2 separate regions of the Homo sapiens genome follow, and region 1 is linked to region 2. Evidence: chromatin contacts called from ENCODE Hi-C or POLR2A ChIA-PET data. All regions are on one chromosome and are shown on one strand. The core of a region is the stretch at or near the end of the contact, and the rest is flanking DNA. Distances in the headings are between cores, read along the strand shown. Region 1 holds the start of SLFN11 (schlafen family member 11). Region 2 overlaps SLFN12L (schlafen family member 12 like).

Region 1 (5,989 bases), core at 1,178-3,677, 110 kb after region 2:
AACGGTGAACTCTGGAAGCAGGGATTGTGTCTGTCTGGCTCTTTTTAGAGCTGGAAATGTAGTGGCTTTCATTAAATACTTGCTGTGAAGTCTCTCTAAGACCAATTATTATCTTAGCATGTTTCAGTATCTTCTCTGTTATAGGCTCTAGGTTCATTGGGGAAAAAGATATAAGAAAATTCAACAGACTCAGCATTTGAAGTGTGCCATTGGTAGTTGTTTATGAAGTTACCAGATATTCATATATGTGACAAATGAACAGCAGGATTATGAATTATCAAAGGAAAAGACATTTGCTGAGGTGAAAAACTCTGGTGTTTGAGGAAGTTTTTATTTTTATAAAATAAAAATATTTTAAAATTTTAAAATCTTATAAATAAAATCTTTAAAATATTATAAAATAAAAATATTTAAAATATTTTATTTTAAAATCTGATGTTCAAACGCCCGTTTCTTACAATAACTATTGAGCCTCAGTTAACCAGAAATTTGTGAACATCCATTTCCTGACTTTTTGCTTTAAATTTTTTCTCCACTGTTTCTAGCACAAAAGTTTGCCTGCTGTGTTGCAGAAATAAATTTATGTTGTCCTCTGCCATAAAGTGATATATTTAATATTTTTATTCTTTGTTTTTGAAAATTATATTGTAAGTTCCTAAAAACATTTTATTAAACAATTAGACATTTTGTTATTAAATAAATGTGATCTGTAATTTCTTTGTGCAGAATGATTTGAAGTATTGTATTTAGTTTACATGCATTGTGGGTTCATAATTAATATCCAATGAAAATACATTTTGTTATATTGTAAAAAAAGAATAATTTTAACAGTAAAAAAGAGATTTTTTATATTTATCTGCATATTTACTATCTTCTGTGCTCTTCATTCTTTTTTGTAGATCTGAGTTTCATTCAGGTATCATTTTCCTTCCAGCTAAAGAACTTCCTTTAATATTTTTTCATAAGAAAGATCGGCTGGTGACAAATTCCCTCAGATTTTCAGATTTCCTTTTTTTTTTTTTTTGTCTGAAGTCATTACTTTGCCTCCATTTAGGTAGGCCTTTTTTGTGGTTGTTATAGGATTCTAGGTTGACAATCTTTTAGCACGTTATAGATGCATGGTTCTGGATTTGGTACAGGTTTGCACAGACTCTCTGTAAACATGTTAAAGAAAAATGGAGAAGCTGCAACATGAGAATACGAAGATTTACTGAAATGAAAAGGTGGTCATTGAAAGAAAGTGGGTTATGAAACAGCATGAACATTATGACCTCATTTTAACAAACGTGCGTAACATACACATAAGTGTAATATGTATGTACATGTATCCATACACACATTGTATATGTATAATGAAATCCGTTTTATTTTCTTACTTTCGCTTTCACTGGAGCCTGTATTAATCAGTGCGGCATTAACCGCTGCTCCCACCCTCGGGCCACTCCGCATCAGTGAGAAGTGGGCCTCCGACAGAGCCGCCCGGGCCTAGGGTTCCGCAAGGCTGGCAGCACGGAGCCCGGCCAAGGGCGAGCGCTCCGCCAAGGATGGGGAGTTGGCCAAAGACAGGAGGATTACAAAATCCAAACACTCGGACAGAATCCTGGCGGGTGCTAAAGACTGCAGCGGGGCAGAAAAGCAGAACGCTGGCAGGTTTTTTTCATATCACTAGCAGCGTGACGGTTACCGGGGTTGACCAAGCACAGCGCACCGGCCGCCGTTAAATCCCACTCTGGCTCGGGGTCTGCGGAGCCTGCCTCAGCCGCAGGCTCCATAAACCCAGCCAGGAACCAAGCGCGGCCCAATCTGCACATCTGCCGCATTTTGGCAAGGGGTCCGGGGTCTGGAACAGAAGCGGAGGCCCAAATTCTTGCCTCGGTCTCCAAGACCCACTTTCTGGGGCGATGGAGAGAGAAGCCCAGCTTGGGATCTGGGCAAGTCGAGCGGGTTGGAAGGGGAAAGCTCTGGCGAGAGCTCAGCTGGACTCTCCGAGGGGTATCTGGAAGGTGGGACCGCAGGCACCGGGAGAGAAGAGGGTGCGAGGAAGGAAACGGCCACCCCGTTGGGAGCGCAGGAGCCGACAGCTGCTTGGGCCTGGGAAGTTCTTCTCTTTCTTCATAATCTTTATTCTTTGTTTTGCTGTAATCCAGATAGATGAATAGATAGATGATAGGGAGGGAGAGATGGATGGAGGGAGCGAGGAGACGGAGGAAGGGTGGGAAGAAGGGGGAGGAAAAAATCCCCAAATTCCCGGAAACTAAGAACTACGTGGCAACAGTCAGAAGGGTGGGAGCTTCTAGGCAATTTAACGCGGCAGAGTTCGCGGGCTTAGCAGACCCGCCCATTGGCTCTTGCATCTCCTGCGTGGGATGTGCGTGGGATGGCGCCAACCCGCTAGTATATAAGGACTCGACCTGGGCGCCTCCAGGGAAACGCTAAGGGGGCTTCGGAAGCGCTGGAGCTTGAGAGGTCAGAGAGGGTCCTTGCCCCCAGCCTGGGACTCCGGAGTTGCGTTTCTACCCGTGCTTCAGGGTCTAGCCCAGCCGAATCCGCGTCGGGCTGTAACTCGAGTGCCAGGTTCGAGAAGGGAGCAGCACCCTTCCCACCCCACCCCAGCCAGGGTGTGGGGTGTGGGGAGGGGCTGGAGGGGTGCGGAGGGGCTGGGGGTGGAGTGGAGTGGGGGTATCTGTGCTTTTCTCCCCTGTCCGGGGGCCCAGCTAGTTTGCTCAGCAGGTTCCCTAAAAAGCGGACTATGGAGGACTGGCGGGCGGGGCGGGGGTGGGTAATGGGGGTAGAAGGCATTAGGGGCGGGGCGGGCCTGACCTGTGCACCTGCTCCCGCTGGAAGTTGGAAGAGCCCCTGGCCAGCCAGCCGCGGTTTCTGCGGGGCGCGGAGCAGGAACCGAAGCCTAGAAGGCCACTGAGTGCACCTTGGTGGCTCCCAGGGCTGCAGATCTCAGGTTTCAGAGTTATTGGTATTTTAAACTTGAGAAACTAGTTCTACAGCTGTCTATGTGACCGACCAACCACTCTAAACTATTTTCCTTAATATAGAAACTAAAAGGCAGAATTAGAATTGCCATTGCCCTGCGGGGAGATTTATAATCTAGAGGGGGGAGAAATGAGAAAAATGTCTCCCTCTGGACAAGATCTGTAGAATACACGTGCTACCCCAGAAGGACAAAGAGCTCTAAGTTTTAGTTTTCCAAGAGGGCACATCTGTCGCAGCCCATTTCCCTTTCTTTTCTTTTTTTTTAAATTAATTTTTAATTTCTGTGGGTACATAGTAGATGTATATGTTTATGGGTTACATGAGATATTTTAAGACAGGCATGTAATGTTTAATAATCACATCACGGTAAATGGGGGTATCCATCGCCTCAAGCATTTATCCTTTGTGTTACCAACAATCCAATTATGCTCATTAGTTTTTATTTTATTTTATTTTATTTTTGTAGGTACATAGTGGATGTGTATATTTATGGGGTACATGAGATGTTTTGATACAGACATGCAATGTGAAATAAGCACACCATGGAGAATGGGGTATTCATCCCCTCAAGCATTTACCCTTTGAGTTGCAAACAATCCAGTTACATTCTTTAAGTTATTTAAAAACGTACAATTGTTATCATTGACTATAATAACTGTTGTGTTATCAAATAGTAGGTCTTATTCATTCTAATTTTTTTGTACCCATTAACTCTCCCCACCTCACCCCTTCCCTCCTACCACCCTTCCTCAGGTAGTCATCCTTCTGCTCTTAGAATACAATTGTTTTGATTTTTAGATGCCACAAATAAGTGAGAACATGTGATGTTTGTCTTTCTCTGCCTGGCTTATTTCATTTAACGTAATGATTTCAAGTTCCATTCGTGTTGTTGCAAGTGATTGGATCTCATTCTTTTCTATGGCTGAATAGTACTCCATTGTGTATATGCACATCATTTTCTTTATCCATTCATCTGCTGATGGACGCTTAGAGTGCTTCCAAATCTTAGCTATTTTAAACAGTGCTGCAGGAAACATAGGAGTGCAGATGTCTCTTGGATATACTGATTTCCTTTCTTTTGGGTCAATACTTAGGAGTAGAATTGCTGAATTGTGTGGTAGCTTTATTTTTAGTTTTCTGAGGAACTTCCAAACTGTTCTCCATAATAGTTGTACTAATTTACATTCCCACCAACACTGTTTGAGGGTTCCCTTTTCTTCACATCCTTGCCAGCGTTTGTTATTGCCCGTCTTTTGGATAAAAGCCATTTTAACTTGGATGAGATGGTATCTCATTGTAGTTTGGATTTGCATTTTTCTGATGATCAGTGATGTTGAGCACCTTTTCACATGCCTATTTGCCATTTGTCTTCTTTTGAGAAATGACTATTCAAATCTTTTGCCCATTTTTCAATAGGATTATTAGATTTTTTTCCCTATAGAGTTGTTGGAGCTCCTGATATGTTCTGGTTATTACTCCCTTGTTGGATGGTTAATTTGCAAATATTTCCTCCCATTTTGTGGGTTGTCTTTTCACTTTGTTGATTGCGTTCTTTGCTGTGCAGAAGCTTTTTAACTTGATGTGATCCCATTTGTCCATTTTTGCTTTAGTTGCCTGTGCTTGTGGGGTATTGCTCAATGAATTTTTGCTCAGATCAATGTCCTGGAGATCTTACCCAATGTTTACTTGTAGTAGTTTCACAGTGTGAAGTCTTAGATTTGAGTCTTTAACCCATTTTCGTTTGATTTTTATATGTGACAAGAGTTAGGAGTCTAGTTTCATTGTTCTGCGGATAGATATCCAGTTTTCCCAGTGCCATTTATTGAAGAGAATGTCTTTTCCCTAGTGTATGTTCTTGGCATCTTTGTGAAAAATGAGTTCACTTTAGGTGTGTGTATTTGTGTCTGGGTTCTCTATTCTGTTCCATTGGTCTATGTGTCTGTTTTTAATGTCAGTATCATGCTATTTTGGTTCCTGTAGCTCTGTAGTATAATTTGAGGTCAGGTAATGTGATTCCTCCAGTTTTGTTCTTTTTGCTTCCGATAACTTTGGCTATTATAGGTCTTTTGTGGTTCTATATAAATTTTAGGATTGTTTTTTCTATTTCTGTGAAGAATGTCATTGATATTTTAATAGAGATTGCAGTGAATCTGTAGATTGCTTTGGGAAGTATGGATATTTTAACAATATTGATTCTTCCAATCCATGAACATGGGTATATTTCCCCTTTCCATATTTTGGCTCTTCAATTTCTTTCATCATGATTTTATAGTTTTTATTGTAGAGATCTTTCATTTATTTGGTTAATTCCTAGGTATTTAATTTTATTTGTGGCTATTGTAAGTGGGATTACTTTATATCTTTTTCAGATTGTTCACTATTGGTATATAGAGATGCTACTGATTTTTGTATGTTTATTTTGTATCCTGCAACTTTACTGAATTTGTTTATCAGTTCTAATAGTTATCTGGTATAGTCTTTAGGTTTTTTTCAAATGTAAGATCATATCACCTGCAAACAAGGACAATTTGACTTCTTCCTTTCCAATTTAGATGCCCTTTATTTCTTTCTCTTGTCTAATTGCTCTAGCTAGGATTTCTATGTTGAATAACAATGGTGAAAGTGAGGATCCTTATAGTGTTCCAGATCTTAGAGGAAAGGCTTTCAGTGTTTCCCTACTCAGTATGCTACTAGCTGTAGGTCTGTCATACATGGATTTTATTATGTTGTGGTATGTTCCTTCTATACCCAGTTTTTTGAGGAGTTTTCCATGAAGGGATAATGAGTTTTATTAAGTGCTTTCTCAGCATCAGTTGAAATGATCATATGGCATTTGTCCTTCATTCTGTTGATATGATGTATCACATTGACTGATTTGCATACGTTGAACCATCCTTGCATCCCTGAAATAAATAGCACTTAGTCATGATAAATGATCTTTTTAATGTATTGTTGAATTAAGTTTGCTAGTATTTTGCTGAGATACTGGTCCATAATTTTT
Region 2 (6,610 bases), core at 3,677-6,176:
ATGGACCGGAGATACTACGCCATATTCCCAGTGGGAGATGACCACTGCCACCTGCCCGAGGGAAAGCCATTCTTGGACATAACTGGTAGGATTTGCAGCTGACACAAAACCTCCAACTTGGGACACCATTCCTGAAGAGTAAAGCGGGAGACACCCTGGAATTGTTTTGCTTCATTTTCTACGCCCCCAACTTCCCTTGGTCCAACTTATTCCTTCATAGAGGAAGGGGAACGGGGTCTGGCCAGAACTATTCCAGCCCCCAACACAGTGGGAGCTCCCCGTTCCTGCCAGCTTAAGGAAATGCCACTCACACAACGGGGATGTCTTTCTCCCGAGAGGTCTCTCCATCTGACTCCATCCTGAGAAGTGGTCTCCTTGAGTGTGGTATAAGAGAGCCCTTTCCCCCATCACAGGGGCCCAGGAAGCCCAAGGATGGAGGGACCCATGCCTGCTGCTCCTTGGGGCTAAGTCACCCAACCTGGTTCTCCTTTCCAATGGGTCACCCATGTCAGCAAGCCCCAGGACTGACTCGCTCCAAGCTCCTCCTTCTGGGAATGGAAGCATGGTGGGACAAAGCTCCTTGCAGAAGCTGATAAACCTTAGATCACACAGGTTTAGATGCTCTGATCAGTAGAGGTTCTCTCCCTCTGCTGAAGTAATGTGAATTTGCAAAAATCGCTTCAAAGTAAACAATTAAATTGAAATGGTGATGGGTGCCACAGGAATGCTTAAATGGCAGCTAAAAAAATAAAAAGTTCAAAACAATCCACAAAGAACTAAGTAGGCATTTGCTACAAATCAACTAGAAACTCACAAACACATTGGGGACAGGGGAATGGGAGTGGTTCATGGAGACAGGAAAATCCACAACAGCTTAGAGTGGCAGAACTCTACTAGTCTTCTGTATCTGCAACAAGTATATTTGAAAACAGGTTCTTCATCCAGAAGCCTGTGGAGATCTTCTTGACCTCCTACTGGGACACACAGTTCATAGCTTAAACTGAATTATGACAGTAATTTGAATATTCCTAAGAAGAGCTGAAGAAATTCATTTCATACTTTTGCATGACTTCAAGTTTGCATTTGCTGCAGTTCCATTCCATATCAGCAGACCTCAAAGACATGCATTCTGTGGAGAAGGCATGGCTTGAAATGCTATTAAGGAAGATTGCTGTTTCCCAGCAGGCCAGGTGGCCAGACCCCATTCTGCAGCCCATCCCTCAGGCACAGCAAGCCAATCCGGGGAGGAAGGAGGAAGGAAAAGTCGGGGTGAGAGACAACTGATTGTACATTTTCTCACTTGCTGACCTAGCCAGGAGATCTTGGAGCCTGTAGCAAAGCAGGGCTTTCCCAAGGGAGCCTGCAACTGTGCGTTTAGACAATTTGTTTATTAATTTTTAAAAAATTCATGAAAATGTCAGCTTTCTTCTGAAGTTTGTAGTTTACTTCATGATACTCTCCTGGAGGAAGAAAGTAGGAAGGGACAACATTGCATGACATATGTTCTGGTTCCATGATTTAAAAAAATTGGTTTTTAAGGAGAGTTCACATGAAGCATAATCAACTACACTTGAAGTCTTCCACCAGTGGGAGCTTTTCCAAATCATAGGCATCAAAGAGATCGCTGATGCCTTCCTCCTCCCCGAGGCTCAGGAGGAGCAGCAGGGGAGGCAGTAAGTTCACAAATGGTCATCTTGCAGCAGGGGAGGCAGTAAGTTCACAAATGGTCATACTAGAGGATTAGAAGGAATTTGGTCCGCAGTCTGCTGTAAGAGGTTGGCTGGGGAGGCCGGAGGAGAAAGGTTTCCCATAGAAATTGAGCAATCGCTATGTCCTGAGTTGGTTGAAACCAACGAGGTGGGTTTAAGGATATTCCCATTGGGGTCTTGGTTGTTTGTTGTCATTGGACTGTGTTTCAGTCTCTTCTGGACATAAGTAAACCTCAATGTGCCCTTGGGTACCTGCCAAATGTATTTGTAGGCTCTCTTATTGAGTCAGGCACTCAAGTCTTATTTCTGGAGGGGCTTTCACAACTATAACAGTTTGGTCTTTAAGGCCACTAATTTTTCGAATATGTTGATATGTAACGTAAGCTAACCTTTGACGATCTGAATCCTCGGTTAATAGTTTGAGGTCCAGCGTGCAGCTTGGGATCAGTTCATCTAATTTCTTCTCTTCCTGAGTGAGCTTGGTCATTTCTTTTGACAGGCCTTGACACTGGGTCAGCATGCCCCCATCCGCAGACAGACTGCAACCCATCCACTGGACGTTATTTTTAGACTTCTTCTTAATGAGATGGATGCCTTTCAGAGCTTTGGTGATATCATAAATCCTTCTATTTTGCACTTTTAGCACTTCCGCTGCCTTGTTCAAAACCAAGACCCCATCGGGTGACTGGTTCAGGAGCTGAATGAACTTCTTGGTGAGCAGATCAAGAGACTATCGTACCGTGTTTTTTCTGAGGTAGATTTTGGAGTTTTTGGAGTATCTGGACTTCTTAGTGCAGCTCTTCCTTTGCCCTTGGGGGTTTTTGAACCATCCGAGAGGTACTGATGACCGCTTTCTCCTAGCTCCAGACTTCACTTTGCCAGAGGGCCACTGCCGCCTCGTCCCAGCGCTGGTGGCTGCAGCAGCCCGGCTCTGCTGGAGGGTCCCTGCGGCGTGGTGTAGAGGAGGTTGCCGGCGGTCTGCTCCGCGCCTGGGGCACTGGGGAGGAGGGGGCCGGTGGCTACGGCGCCGCTTTGGAGGGAGAGGGAACAGGAGGTGGTGGAAGTGTTCGTGGTGAGGATCTGGATGTCGGATATTTCTTTCTATTCCCAATTTGCTAAGGGTTCTTTTTAAAAATCATGACTGGTTGTGGGATTTTTGTCCCACTTGGAGCATAAGATGCTGTGCTGTATAAACTGTCATAATATTCCACAAGGTTGGTGTTCCTCTCCGGAAGTAGATGACAGTTTTCTGCCCCATTGATATTAGGCTTGGCAAGGTGACTTGTTTTGATCTATGGAATAAGTGCAGACGTCATATGTATTCTTTCTGAGGATAACTTTCAAGAGTCAAATGCTTTTTCGGTATCTATTGAAATGATCATGTGATGTTCCTTTTTTCATTAATGCAGTGAATAGGCCGATTGATTTTCACATCTAAATCACTCTTGGATACCGAGAGTAAACCTCTGTTGGTCTTAATATAATTTTGGGGGGTATATTGCTGCATTCATTTTACATATATATATGTACATATATATACGGACAGGGTTTCACTCTGTCGCTCAGGCTGGAGTGCAGTAGCCTGATCACGGCTCACTGCAGCCTCAACAGCCCAAGTTCAAGTGATCCTCCCACCATAGCCTCCTTAGTAGCTGGGACCACAAGTGCACTGCCACCACGCCCGGTTATTTTAAAAAATTATTTGTAGAGATGACGTCTCCTTATATTGCCAGGCTAGTCCTGAAGTCCTGGGGTCAAGCGACCTTCCTGTCTCCTCCGCTCAAAGTGCTGGGATAATAGGCGTGAGCCACTGCCACGGTATAGGAACGACGTCGTAATCTTTTTTGCTTACTTCTTGGATGCCTTCTTGGTGGTCTGGGAAAATCCCTGCACTACCATTTTGTAAGTCAGTGACTGAAGAAGAGTTTCCTCACTTCAGTGAAGCTGTTTCCTTAGAGCTGGCGTGAGAATCAGATGAAATGAAGAAAAGCACGGCTATGTACTTTTGTTTTGTTTTGTTTTTGAGGCAAAGTCTCGCTCTGTCGCCTAGGCTGGAGTGCAGTGGCGGGATCTGGGCTCACTGCAACTTCCGCCTCCCCGGTTCAAGAGACTCTATTGCCTCAGCCTCCCGAGTAGCTGGGATTACAGGCGCGTGCCACCACGCCCGGCTAATTTTTGTATTTTTAGTAGAGACGGGATTTCTTCATGTTGGCCAGGCTGGTCTCAAACTCCTGACCTCAGGTGATCCGCCCGCCTCTGCCTCCCAAAGTGCTGGGATTACAGTCCTGAGCCACCGCGCCCGGCCAGCTATATACTTTCAATGCATGTGCTCATTCAGTGTGAAGAAGTACTCTGCCTGTACCTTAAGATTCTAGATGGGACTTCCAACGGCAGGCCCTTAATTGAGTCCGGAGTGGGATGGAGCTAGGGAGAAAGGGCAATTCAGACTGGTGAACTCCTCAGTTAGTGAGTCATTTTGGCCTGTGTGCATTTCAAAAAGTATGGGTTCTCGCAACAGTTCTTAGACGTGTGGGCTGGAGAAACGTGTATTATCGTAATTACCATAACAAGGGCCCCACGAAAGCAACGTGACAGGAGGGCTGTATCCAGTTAGAGGAGCCACTGGACTGTTCGAAGCCAACTAATTGGCCTAGAAGGCCGCAAGATACTTCCTACACCGCAAGGGGTAGTTGTTCAACTCTGTCTCTCTGAGAGCAACCCGCTCCTCGCACCTCCCTCCTCCCCTGTGCATTAGTAGCTGCTCTCCCCCGGTTTCTGGCGTCAACTGCGCTTTCAAGCAAGGGGACAGCAGGGCTGCTCTGGGATACGAGTCAAGCTGGAATGTCACCCCTTTAGGGGTTTGGTCCTTCGTCAATTTTTTTTTGAGACGGAGTCTTGCTCTGTCGCCCAGGCTGGAGCGTAGTGGCACGATCTCGGCTCACTGCAAGCTGCGCCTCCGGGGTTCACGCCATTCTCCTGCCTCAGCCTCCCGAGTAGCTGGGACTACAGGCGCCCGCTACCATGCCCGGCTAATTTTTTTGTATTTTTAGTAGAGACGGGTTTTCACCATGTTAGCCAGGATGGTCTCTATCTCCTAAGCTGGTGATCCACCCTCCTCAGCCTCCCAAAGTGCTGGGATTACAGGCGTGAGTCACCGCGCCCGTCGTTGGATTCGCAGACACACCGTTTCCAAAGGCGCAGAGTCGATAACAGCGCGTGCGGTGCCACCACTTCCGGGGAGTCGAGTGCCCGATAGAAATGCAGCTGAGCGAGGGGCTAGCCGCACACGGACGCGGAGAGCAGGAAAGTGGAAAAGAACTCAGGTCCCCCTACTTGGTGAAGAGTGCGCAGACATGGACCTCGCCAGGTTCGTTCTCTTTTTCTTTAAATAACTTTTTTTTCGCCTTAGAAAATACAAATAGGTACAGACGAAACGAGAACTTCTCCGTGATCCCTCAGAGCTATTCACGTGGGCGTTTAACTTTCAGTTGCTTAAGGGCCCGCGCTGGCACAGCGCCTGCAAGGAATCCTGTTTCCAGGGAATTGCTGGCAGATAAATTCGTCCCGCTCCACTGCCAAACCTTCCAGCCTCCGTTTCTTATTCCGGGGGTCCGGGGGGGGTGGTCCGTGGGCTCCGGGACGAGGTGGGGCGCTGCCAGAGCAACCCCACCGATCTCGGGGAGACCCGAGGCTGCTTTCTCTCCCTTCTGGGAAAGTTGGCTCCTGTCTCTGTAGCAATGTCTGTCAAAACCGCAGGCTGTTGTAGACTTAGCAATGGAGGACTTGAAAGCTGTAGATGACAAAACTTCCGCCCGTGCGTGGGCTGGGGAGCGCCTTAAAAAGCCGCAGGGCGGCCGGGCGCGGTGGCTCAAGCCCGTGAGGTGTTGGTGCAGAGCTGGAGAAGTGGGGAGTGCTGTATGGACAGGCCAGACTTGGCAGGTGTCCATCGGATGGGGGTTGCCCACCCTCCTGGAGTCCTGAGCATTCAGGGAGTTGGGGAATGGGTTATTTAGGTGAAATGTGACCAGGCACTGACGAACTGCGCCCTAGATCCTGAAAGAAAAACCAAGCACCCTCTTGCGCTGCTGGTTTATCATCTAGAAGAGGGAAAGGGTGAAAGCAGTGCTGTTCCGAACTAAATGCAAAGTGGTATCCGAAGACGGCAAATCACGCTCTATGCTTTTTGCTCCCCAGGAGGTAGCTCTTCTGCCTCCTGTCCCACCCTTGTGGGTTGCAGTTCTTACTAACCTGTTGTTCTGGCATAACTCTAAGGAGATATGAATGCCACCCCCATTCCCATTAAAGATAGCCAACAACATAGCCTAAATCATGAGTTCAGGTCTGATAGAATTTCCCCTATAGTCAAAAGTATAAAGGATTTCAGTGGAAACATCTAACCTGTAAACCTAGACCCAAGGTTTAAGGGAGGCCAGTGAGTTTTAGGCCCTAGAGATTTGGTCGGCTCAGTCCTCAGCTCGTTTTTATTTATTTATTTATTTAATTTTAGCATTGTGTTCCAGATGTATGCCTGAAGCCTGAGGTTTTGAACCATGGAAAGTTTTACATGGCTGCAGGTGTTGGACTCGGGTGGCCAGGATCCCAGGCTAGTCCACAAGTGCTCGGTCCTCTATAAGGTGGCTCAACTGCAGCTCCCATGGGTTCCAAGTTTCCCAGTGGTATGCGTACCCTCCTTAAGCAATCTGAGGGTGAGATGTGATTTCTGTCACCTTCTGTGTATGGTGGGTGAGCCAAAAGGGTTCATCCAGGGCAAGGCCTGATACAGACAGTGCAGGAAGTTGGGCTGGGAGGAAAGGGGACAGGACTCCAGTTACAGAGGCTGCAAGAAGAATTGGAGAGCAGGGGCTAATCAAGGAGGTGAAAGAACTTTACGAGGAGAACTA

What was found. A loop is a pair of places that touch in the nucleus more often than their neighbours do. ChIA-PET counts read pairs that join two places held with the same protein, here RNA polymerase II (POLR2A). Pooled maps may share reads with other maps.
Region 1: a map of natural killer cell shows a loop between it and region 2 (7-fold over the local background). The contact joins the promoter of SLFN11 here to the enhancer-like site in region 2. A Hi-C loop is called at or near these places in 10 of 168 maps with a recorded cell type or tissue (CD4-positive, alpha-beta T cell, CD4-positive, alpha-beta memory T cell, CD8-positive, alpha-beta T cell and 4 more), 12 of 37 single-sample maps with no recorded cell type and 18 of 50 pooled maps. POLR2A ChIA-PET finds 5 or more read pairs at or near these places in 21 of 52 experiments (AG04450, B cell, CD4-positive, alpha-beta T cell and 14 more).

What each region holds. Positions count from the first base shown.
Region 1 is chr17:35,370,059-35,376,047 of GRCh38, reverse strand. SLFN11 (schlafen family member 11) reads left to right here and starts at 2,427. Exons shown (of 7, transcript NM_001376007.1): 1 at 2,427-2,574. It overlaps LOC105371933 (a long non-coding RNA gene), which reads right to left and starts at 2,951. Exons shown (of 2, transcript NR_171638.1): 1 at 2,821-2,951; 2 at 1,193-2,136. It also overlaps the pseudogene UFM1P2. RefSeq lists enhancers at 1,500-1,599, 2,270-2,319, 2,410-2,459.
Region 2 is chr17:35,486,192-35,492,801 of GRCh38, reverse strand. The region is part of intron 2 of SLFN12L (schlafen family member 12 like); the gene reads left to right. It also overlaps the pseudogene E2F3P1. Among named protein-coding and RNA genes, the nearest start is that of SLFN13, 41 kb to the right of the region's middle. RefSeq lists a silencer at 2,538-2,832 and an enhancer at 5,347-5,626. Within about 2 kb of position 4,926, at least 21 of the 41 ENCODE cell types and tissues checked have a DNase peak (open chromatin) inside an H3K27ac peak, as active enhancers do; they include CD4-positive, alpha-beta T cell, CD8-positive, alpha-beta T cell, heart left ventricle and 2 more, where a contact is called at or near this core.